Linked DNA regions of Mus musculus: region 1 is linked to region 2. A link is a contact called in ENCODE Hi-C data. All regions are on one chromosome and are shown on one strand. Each heading gives the region's core, a stretch centred on a gene start or an enhancer-like site at or near the end of the contact. The rest is flanking DNA. Distances are from core to core; before and after follow the strand shown.

Region 1 (4,021 bases), core at 677-3,176, 45 kb after region 2:
ACACACACATATATAATTGATTAAACGACTATCTCAAAAATAATTAGCAGTGTTTCACCAACTATGACTACACCTGTATGGCAAACTACAGAGCACCTTCCAAATCACTAAGTTACTACTTGACACCTTTCTTAGATATTTTTCACTTAATTCTGATTTTTACAATGCTTTCTCAAAGCCACCAGACCTCTTATTAAATTCTCAAGCACTATGCAGATTAACCCACATCTGTTTTTGAGACCGATCACTTCGGCAAGACCTTGGTCCTTAGAGACTGGATTCCAAATGTTCACGTCTACACTTACTGTTCTTGGATTAGCTCCATTTTTAAAAGCAAACGAGCCTCCGTGCACTAGCGGGAGACTTTTCCATTGAGGAGTCCATCATATGTTCAAAGACTAGTTTCTTCTAACTTTCCAAATAAGTGAGTTACGCCCGAGTTTCTCTGCACAGCGGTAGTGATCTTGTTTAAAATAATGAATTCCGATTAATCTATCTGGTCACATTTAAGAGAACATGTTCCTGCACGCACAGGACTCATTTTCTTTGGAATGATTTCTGCTTGTCTTCCAGCACAGCCCCCAGGAAGTACAAGGACTCAGTAACTTGAATATATATACACACCTTCAGCTGGCAGCAGAAAGGAACACAGGCATCAAAGAACCCTCCTGCAGAAGCAGGCACACTGCAAGGCTCAATTAGTTCACGGACTGGGGACACAGCTTTTTATAAGTGCTTTCCTACCCCGGGGAAGTTTTCTGAGTCTCCCTCTCTGCTCTCCAGAGGCTAGAAAGTCCTAACCAGGTTTTATCTATTTTTTTCCCTCTTTTTTTTTTTTTTTCCTCCCCTGTAACAACAAAAGAAGTTGTCAGGAAACCGCTGCTTGGTATATGTCATCAAGGGCTTTCTATTTTCGGTAAGTTGTTCTCCTACTTACTCCTTAGTTACAGCTTCTCATTGTGCCCAAACACTCAGAGTGGTTAGGACCCTTCAGCCTCCACCACCAGCACCAAGCAAACCAACCCGACCTCATCAGAATCTCTTCTTGGATTCCTCCTGATGGCTGTTGACCCCACCCTCACCATCCCAAGTCTATCTGTAGACCTCAAGTTAAAAACTTCAGTTTAGAACTAAAATTCAAAAGTCACTTAAGATACTTTCCAGAAGCGAAGAGACCCCTTTAACCTCTCAAAGAAGGGAGTTCTTGAGCCCCATAGAAGCTCAGGCCATATACTGGAGTACCTGGGTCCTGGGCTATCCCATGGCTACATTGGAAGGAAAAGTTAACTTTCTTTGCTCCTTGAGTTTAGGCAACCCCTTCCCGCAGGCGCTGGACCTGGGGTGGTCCGGAGCTCAAAAAAATCTAAGAACAGAAAAGATCTGTTTGCAGAGAGGCTCGCGTACCACCGCCCAGTAGGCAAACACACCCCGAGGTCTGGAGCCCTGGGCTCCAGGGATGCGTGCATGCACCTCATGCCTCCCTCGCATCAACTCCGAGCGAGGACAGTGCACTCGATTCTTCCCCTGGGGTCTAACCGGGACGTTGGCCCCGAACCTGCACTGTTAGGCGGGAGCTCCCGCGCGCTTACCTTGGGGTTGGTCAGGAGCTGGTGCTGGTCGCTGTGTAGCAGCGCCCTGGAGTTGGACTCGGAGTTGTTCACGTACACCTGGACGCAGGGATACTGCGAGGTGCCCCTGCAGTCGGTGCCACAGGTGAAGGTGCACTCGAACACCTCGCCGATCTGCTGCACCGACAGCACGGTGCAGTTGGCCGCCGTGGCTTGCAGATCCTGCAAGGCGGGACTGAGCCAGCAGAAGCCGAAGATGAAGAGCGACAGGATGCCGGAGACGATGAGGAACAAGCCGAGCCGGATGCTCTTGTCTTCGGCTTCCGTGTACTCGTAAGACACCCTGAGCTTCGCCATCGCCCCCCACTCTCCACGGCTGGCGCGCTCCCCGCCCCCTCCCGCCCCCGGCGCCGAGCTCAACCGCCTCGGGCGGGAGGAGCCGCCGCCGCCGCCGCGCGACAGCAGGGGAGTGGGCGGCGAGGGGGCGCGCGCGAGAACAAAGGGGCCGAGGCCGGCGACGCCCCCGGCGGCGGCGACGGCGCTGCCCGAGGCCGGGCTCCCGGGTGCCACCGCCGCCTCACAGCGTCCGGCACCCCGGGGCTCCCCGAGCCCGCCCCCGCCCCCGCGCGCTCCGCGCCCCGCGCCCGCCTCCCCGCGCGCGCCGCCCGCCTGCCATCGCCGCGGCCGAGCGCCCGGCGCCCCGACGCTGGGAGCGACTGGGCTGCTGAGCCCTGGCTCCGCGTTGAGCGAGGCTGCTCCTCCCCGCCCTGGGCGCCGCCGCCCCGCCCCGCCCCGCGCCGCGCCCCGCAGCTCCCGTGGGCGAGCACCCGGGCCGCCGCGAGCTGCTCTCGGAATCCTCGCCAGATGCAACCTGGAGAGATGGCGGAGACGGTCGAGGCGAACGCTTAGCACCGAGGGAGCGTGGCTGGGGAGAAAGTTAAAAGAGAGAAAAAAAAAATTTTTTTAAGTGGGGGAGGATGGCGTGAGCGTGCGAAGCGGGAATCTTCAAACTCCGATCCGGGGAGCTGCGGGGCAGCAGGCGCACCGGCAAAGGGAGCTCCGGTGGCGGCGAGCGACAGAGGGCACCGGCGCGGACGCGGGGGGATGCCCACAGGCGAGCGGCCGGGAGCCGGAGGTCCCCGCGGATCCCACGCCGCCACCGGGACCGTGCAGGCTAACACGATTGGAGCCTTGAGCGTCGGTGGACTTTCCTGGAAAAATAGGTGCCAGACAGCGGGAACGACCCCTAGGGGGTGGACGCAAACAGGTGGCAAAGCCTGGCCTCGGGCTGGTGAGAGCAGACTCTGTTGGCCTCTTTAGGAATATTGCCACCCTTAGCTGGCCCTGAGATTTGCAGGTGAGCTTTTTCTGGAGCTCTGTGCAAGGCGACCGCGGCTTGCAGACACTTTGGAACTCCACCCTATCGATGTACACCTTTATTCAGCCTCTATTCTCCTGACTTTTCCTTTGTAAGTTTAAATTTGCTTTTTACCTACATTTTTTTAAAGATCATAAAACCAAACTTGAGAACTGTTTAGAGCTGCGTTTGGAAGAATAAAGTTGTTGTTGTTGTTTTAACCCTCCTTTTCTTGTCTTTCAAGTCCTAGATGAATGAACTCAGGCTCCTGATGAATAACAGTTGCCAAGTCATGGAAATGTTAAGCCCACTCTACCAGACTTCAAACCCTTTGGCTGGCACTGACAGAGTTCTGGCATGTTATGCTGATGGGTATTTCCAAACAATGGTAAAGGAGACCTTTAGTGTCTGTTTTTCTTAATGAATAAAAAGGCTGCAGGACTTGGAAAAACTTTAAAATCACAAAGATGTCTCAGTGTCGTCTCCGTTTGAGAGCAGACACTGTATTTTTTGTTTGTTTGTTTGTTTGTTTCTGCCTGAGATTTCCCCCCCTGTTGGCGTCAAGGCATTTGTTAGGCACACGCTGGCTATAAAGAAGAGAGCTCCAAAGCTGAAGCGTCTTAACCTGAAATCGCAAATCTTCGCTGAGTGTTTTCCTTCGACAGATTCCAGATGCCAATCCTCATTTCAAAAAAGCAACCTCTTCTGGGATTGGAGATGGGGACGAGGGGTGGGTGAATAAACACGGAACAGGGCCGCTAAGGCTAAGGGACTAAATAAAGTAATTCATGCAACGTGCAGCAAGCCCAGGACAGAGCCCTAAGGGTAACGTAACACCATTACCTTACACACTTCACAGTTCAGTGTCTCCTGGGCGCCTTAAGTGTTGTGAATGAAACAACAGCAACAACAACAACAAAAACTGCTTACAACCTAGGAAACCAGGGCCAGGGAGTTCTGTCTTAACTCAAATGTTAGTTCAGTTACTTTCTTCATTGTTTATTCTCACAGGGATAGAAGCTGTTGTTCTCTCTCCAGCTTTGTGTTATTCAAACATTTCATTTTGATTCTTTGTTTTCCTATATAAGTTGGCTTG
Region 2 (4,438 bases), core at 28-2,527:
ATAGAAGCTATGCACTAAGCTTACCCTATAAGCAATCACTCCAGAGAACTAGATTATGCCTGGGACCGTCACAGATGTGGGCCATATCAGAGAGTGTCTCAACAGACTTTCTGAGAACGGAGCCGCAGCAGCTCTGCACTCACACAGTGACTTTAGTGTCTTTAGAGTCACATCAGACACCTGTTATGTGTAACCTCTGTGAAGGCTCCTGTCTTCTCTCGGTGGGGTGGGGGGTGGGGTGGAACAAGCATCAAGATCGAGTTTTGCAAGCAGAAAGATGGGTATGAACTTCTGCCTTAAGGAAGGAAGGAAGTGAAGGAGGGAGAGAGGAAGGGAGAGGGGAAGGGAAGAAAAAAGGAAGGAAGGAAATTAGCACCTGCCTTCATCTTTCTGCTTCCTAACTGTAGACGTGATGTGGCCAGCTGCCTCGGAGCCTATCACATGGTCACAGCCACTCTCACCCTGCCTCCAGGCTTCTCCACAGTGATAGCACGAACGAACCCTCAAACTGTGAGCTGAAATAAATCCTTCCCCCTTCAAGTTGCTTTTCTCACGGCAACAAGAAAGTAACAGTGTGTCTTCTAGTCTCTCCCCGCGACATCCGCGACACCCGCCACACCCGGAGCCTAGGAACTTAGAGCTCAAATCTGCTTGCTTCCAGCAGGGTCTGCTCCTGTAGAGAGACTGCAAACACATAAGAAAGAGTCAGGTTTGAAAGATCTAACAGCCGCATTTTGTGTCATTTCCCTAAGCTGAATCATGTTCTCAGCCCTCGTTCCAGGCAAAGAGGACACGGAATCATCGCAGATCGCACACTCGCGACGTGGGTGTGAGAAACCGTTTCCAGGGAGAAGATGACAAACACGCTGACAAACCCAAAAATAAGCACACGAGCAGGGATTCCATTGGGCGCTTGGAGGGCTGGCAAGAGCTTCGGCATTTGGGTTCTCAAGGAAATGAGCAGGGTAAGGGACCCCCCTCGGGTTTCACTGTATCTGTCTCCTTCCTGTCTGAACACAGCCAGGCGTACTGCGTGCAGTCCAAAGATGGCGTTTTAAAGAAGGTCAAAAACCACTTTCTTCCCCCATGATACCTGAGGAGTGGGGGTCAACATGGCAAGGGCTTCTTATGTAGTAAGAACGGAAGGGTGGGGCCGGGGAGGGGGCAGAACAATGCTGGCTCAGCCACACCCGTGGGTTCCTAGTAAAGTGGTATATTCAGGCGCCTGCTCAGATCCACTTGGCTGGTCTCCCTGGGGTTCCCGGACCTTGAAGAGAGCCTTACATCCTGTTAAGCTCAAAATGGGAGCTCAACAAATGTTAGTGGGGCGGCAACAGACTTCAAAGCGTGATTGAAGCCACTGAGTTGCAGCTGAGCAAATCTGGAGGACGGGGGAAGCAGGTTCGCAGACTTGCAGGGGATTCGTTCAAAGGCCACCTAGATTTGTTGGAAACTGTAAATGCCATGGATGGATTTGCCTAAACAGTCCTGTGTGTTTACTTGTGTTTTCACGGGCTGTGCCAACTATTTTCAGATAATTTCCAAAACAAGTGATCATTTTTGCTTTGCTGTTTGCCTTTCTGGTTTTTGTTGTTGTTGTTGTTCTTTTAGGAATGATTATGCATATGTCCATGTGTGTGAAGAGGTATACACACACACACGTGAGTGTGTGTGCACGTATGCACACGTGTAGGCCGGAAGTCAATCTCAGGGGCCATCTCTTGTGTGCTATCCACATTTCTCAAGACAGAGCATACTCGCTGGTTTTATGTCAATTTGACACACGCTAAAGCCATCTGAGAGAACTTAATTAAGAAAATGCCTCAATTAGATTGGGTTGTAGGCAAGCCTATAGGGCATTTTCTTAATTAGTGATTCATGGGGCAGGACACAATCCATTGTGGGTGGTACCACCCCTGGGCTGGTAGTCCTGGGTTCTATAAGAAAGCAAGCTGAGCAAGCCATGAGGAGCAAGCCAGAGAGCAGCACCCCTCCAAGCCCTCAGCCTCAGCTCCTGCCTCCACATTCCAGTCAGCCTTGCTCCAGTTCCTGTCCTGACTTCCTCCTGTGAGGAACAGTGCTGCGGAAGTGTAAGCCGAATAAACCCTTTCCTCCCCAAGCTGATTTTGGTCATGGTGTTTCATCACGGCAATAGGAATCCTACATAAGACACGGGGTCCCTCATTGACACGGAACTTGCCAAGCAGTGAGGGTGGCTGGCTAGAGATGCCCAGGGACCTGCCTGTCTTCTCTGCCTCCCCAGTGCTCAGACTGAAATCATCTGTCTCACAACAACAGGGCGGGGGTAGGGTTTGGGGGGAGTGGTCCTCTGACAGTCATCTTACTGGGAATTAAATTCAGGTGCTGACCGAGCCCAGCCCCCTCTCTGCCTGTTTGTAAAATCCCTATCTAGCCCAACCTCTCCCAGTGTGACAGTTTCTGTCTCCCCAGCTCATCCTGCTGAAGCGCTTGCTCTCCCTCATCGGATGGACCCCCAAACCTCTCCTCCAGGGTAACCCCCACTCTGGCCTCACATGCTATGGAAGGCTGCCAGCCTGGAGCTGGATGCCCGTGAAGGGAGCTCGGGCAGGCACAGGACCACCCAGACTCAGCCCACAGCAATTCCCTCCACAATGTACTCAATGCTTCATCGCCATTAATGTCTAAGTTAAATCCAGTATCCTAGAATTAGATCCTCAACCAAGAAAACCCACTTGCCCACTTGTTTCCTCACTTTTACACACCTCGCCCTTCCCTTTGGTGCAGTGTGATTACTCAGAGAGCTATGGAAATTAAGGTAAGTAGGTGTCTTTTGTTGCAAAAGACCCAGTGAGAATCTTTGATCCTGGAAGCTTGAAGGGCTGCTCCTACAATAATGTTATCACTTTACAAGGTTCCCAACTGTTAGGAACCTTGTTTTGTTACAATGTATAGGATACACAGAAGCTATTTTTAAATTAAGTCATTTCCTACTGCATGTAGGAAAAGAGAAACAGGCTAGCTTTCTATCCAGGCTACCAATGTGTCTGGACCCCTAAATTATGTACTGTTGTAGTTTGTCAAAAGACCCTCACTCACAAAGACCACAGAGACAACTATCATTGCAAAACACATGAAGATTTTACTTATCCAACATGTCGGGGAACCTCCTCTCAGTACGCAGGCCAGAGGAGAGACCCAGAACAAAGAACACACTTTTTGTAACTTTGTAAGGGCCAGATATAGGCACCAGGGTAGTCTGGCTTATTTTAATTGGTGTATCCAATAACCTTTTGAGACATTGGTTGGTTTGTATAGGGTGACTTTCATTTTGTCTGTCTTTGAAGTTTTTAGTGTGAGGCAGGGCAGGGGAATTGTTAATCTTGTTTTTGATCATTAAAACTATGTTTTTATATTTGTTTAGTCAGCCAGCTTTTTATTTGGCTCTGTACTTGGACTGCTAGTACAGTTTGGAAAGTCTTTTTGAAGGGGGAAGGTATGGGGTAGTCTTGAATTTATTTTGGATATTACAGTACTACAGGGCACACATACCACAGGGCACACTCACTACAGGGCACACTCACTACAGGGCACACACACTACAGGGCACAAACACTACAGGGCACACTCACTACAGGGCAGAGACACTACAAGGCACACACACTACAGGGCACACTCACTACAGGGCACACACACTACAGGGCAGATTACACTACAGGGTACACCCACCACAGGGCACACATCACTACAGGGCACACTCACTACAGGGCAGATACACTACAAGGCACACACACTACAGGACATACTCACTACAGGGTACACTCATTACAGGGCAGATACACTACAAGGCACACACTAAAGGACACACACACTACAGGGCACACTCATTACAGGGCACATTCACTACAGGGCAGACACATAATGGGGCACAATCACTACAGAGCACAGACACTACAGGGCACACAAATAGTAGTAGCTTTTTACCCTCAATATTGTCCTCTGTTGTGAAATTGTGTCTTTTAGTTAAAAATGCATCAAGCAGATAGTAAGATACTTCTGAATCATAGAATAAACTGGATTCGTTTTGAGGCCCTGTTCCTGTATGTCACTCTTCAATATGTCAATGCAATGAAAGTATTGTTGAGAAGCATGCACCGGTATTAAAGTGATGAGTTATGACCAAGTCATAGCACCCATGTGGGCTAGCTGCTGCCTGACTATATCCCTGTAGCATATGATGCCCAATATTTAATAAAAATAATGTGTAAATAATTAACAGCTGAACTGGCGAGGTGGCTCAGCGGGTAAGAGCACTGACTGCTCTTCCGAAGGTCCTGAGTTCAAATCCCAGCAACCATATGGTGGCTCACAACCACCTGTAATGAGATCTGACGCCCTCTTCTGGTGTGTCTGAAGTCAGCTACAGTGCACTTATGTATAAGATCTTTGGGTCAGAGCG

Evidence for each region. Hi-C counts contacts between places; a loop is a spot of excess contacts on that map.
Region 1: a loop to region 2 is called in a map of left cerebral cortex, with 6 times the contacts of the local background. The contact joins the promoter of Kcnmb4 here to the enhancer-like site in region 2. A Hi-C loop is called at or near these places in 5 of 37 maps with a recorded cell type or tissue (T-helper 1 cell, T-helper 17 cell and left cerebral cortex).

Annotation. Positions count from the first base shown.
Region 1 is chr10:116,471,597-116,475,617 of GRCm38, forward strand. It overlaps Kcnmb4 (potassium large conductance calcium-activated channel, subfamily M, beta member 4), which reads right to left and starts at 1,927. Exons shown (of 3, transcript NM_021452.1): 1 at 1,590-1,927. The coding sequence starts at 1,925. It overlaps Kcnmb4os2 (potassium large conductance calcium-activated channel, subfamily M, beta member 4, opposite strand 2), which reads left to right and starts at 1,567. Exons shown (of 3, transcript NR_130644.1): 1 at 1,567-2,791; 2 at 2,889-3,037; 3 at 3,170-3,391.
Region 2 is chr10:116,427,363-116,431,800 of GRCm38, forward strand. The region is part of intron 2 of Kcnmb4 (potassium large conductance calcium-activated channel, subfamily M, beta member 4); the gene reads right to left. Among named protein-coding and RNA genes, the nearest start is that of Kcnmb4os1, 11 kb to the left of the region's middle. Within about 2 kb of position 1,278, at least 1 of the 3 ENCODE cell types and tissues checked has a DNase peak (open chromatin) inside an H3K27ac peak, as active enhancers do; it is left cerebral cortex, where a contact is called at or near this core.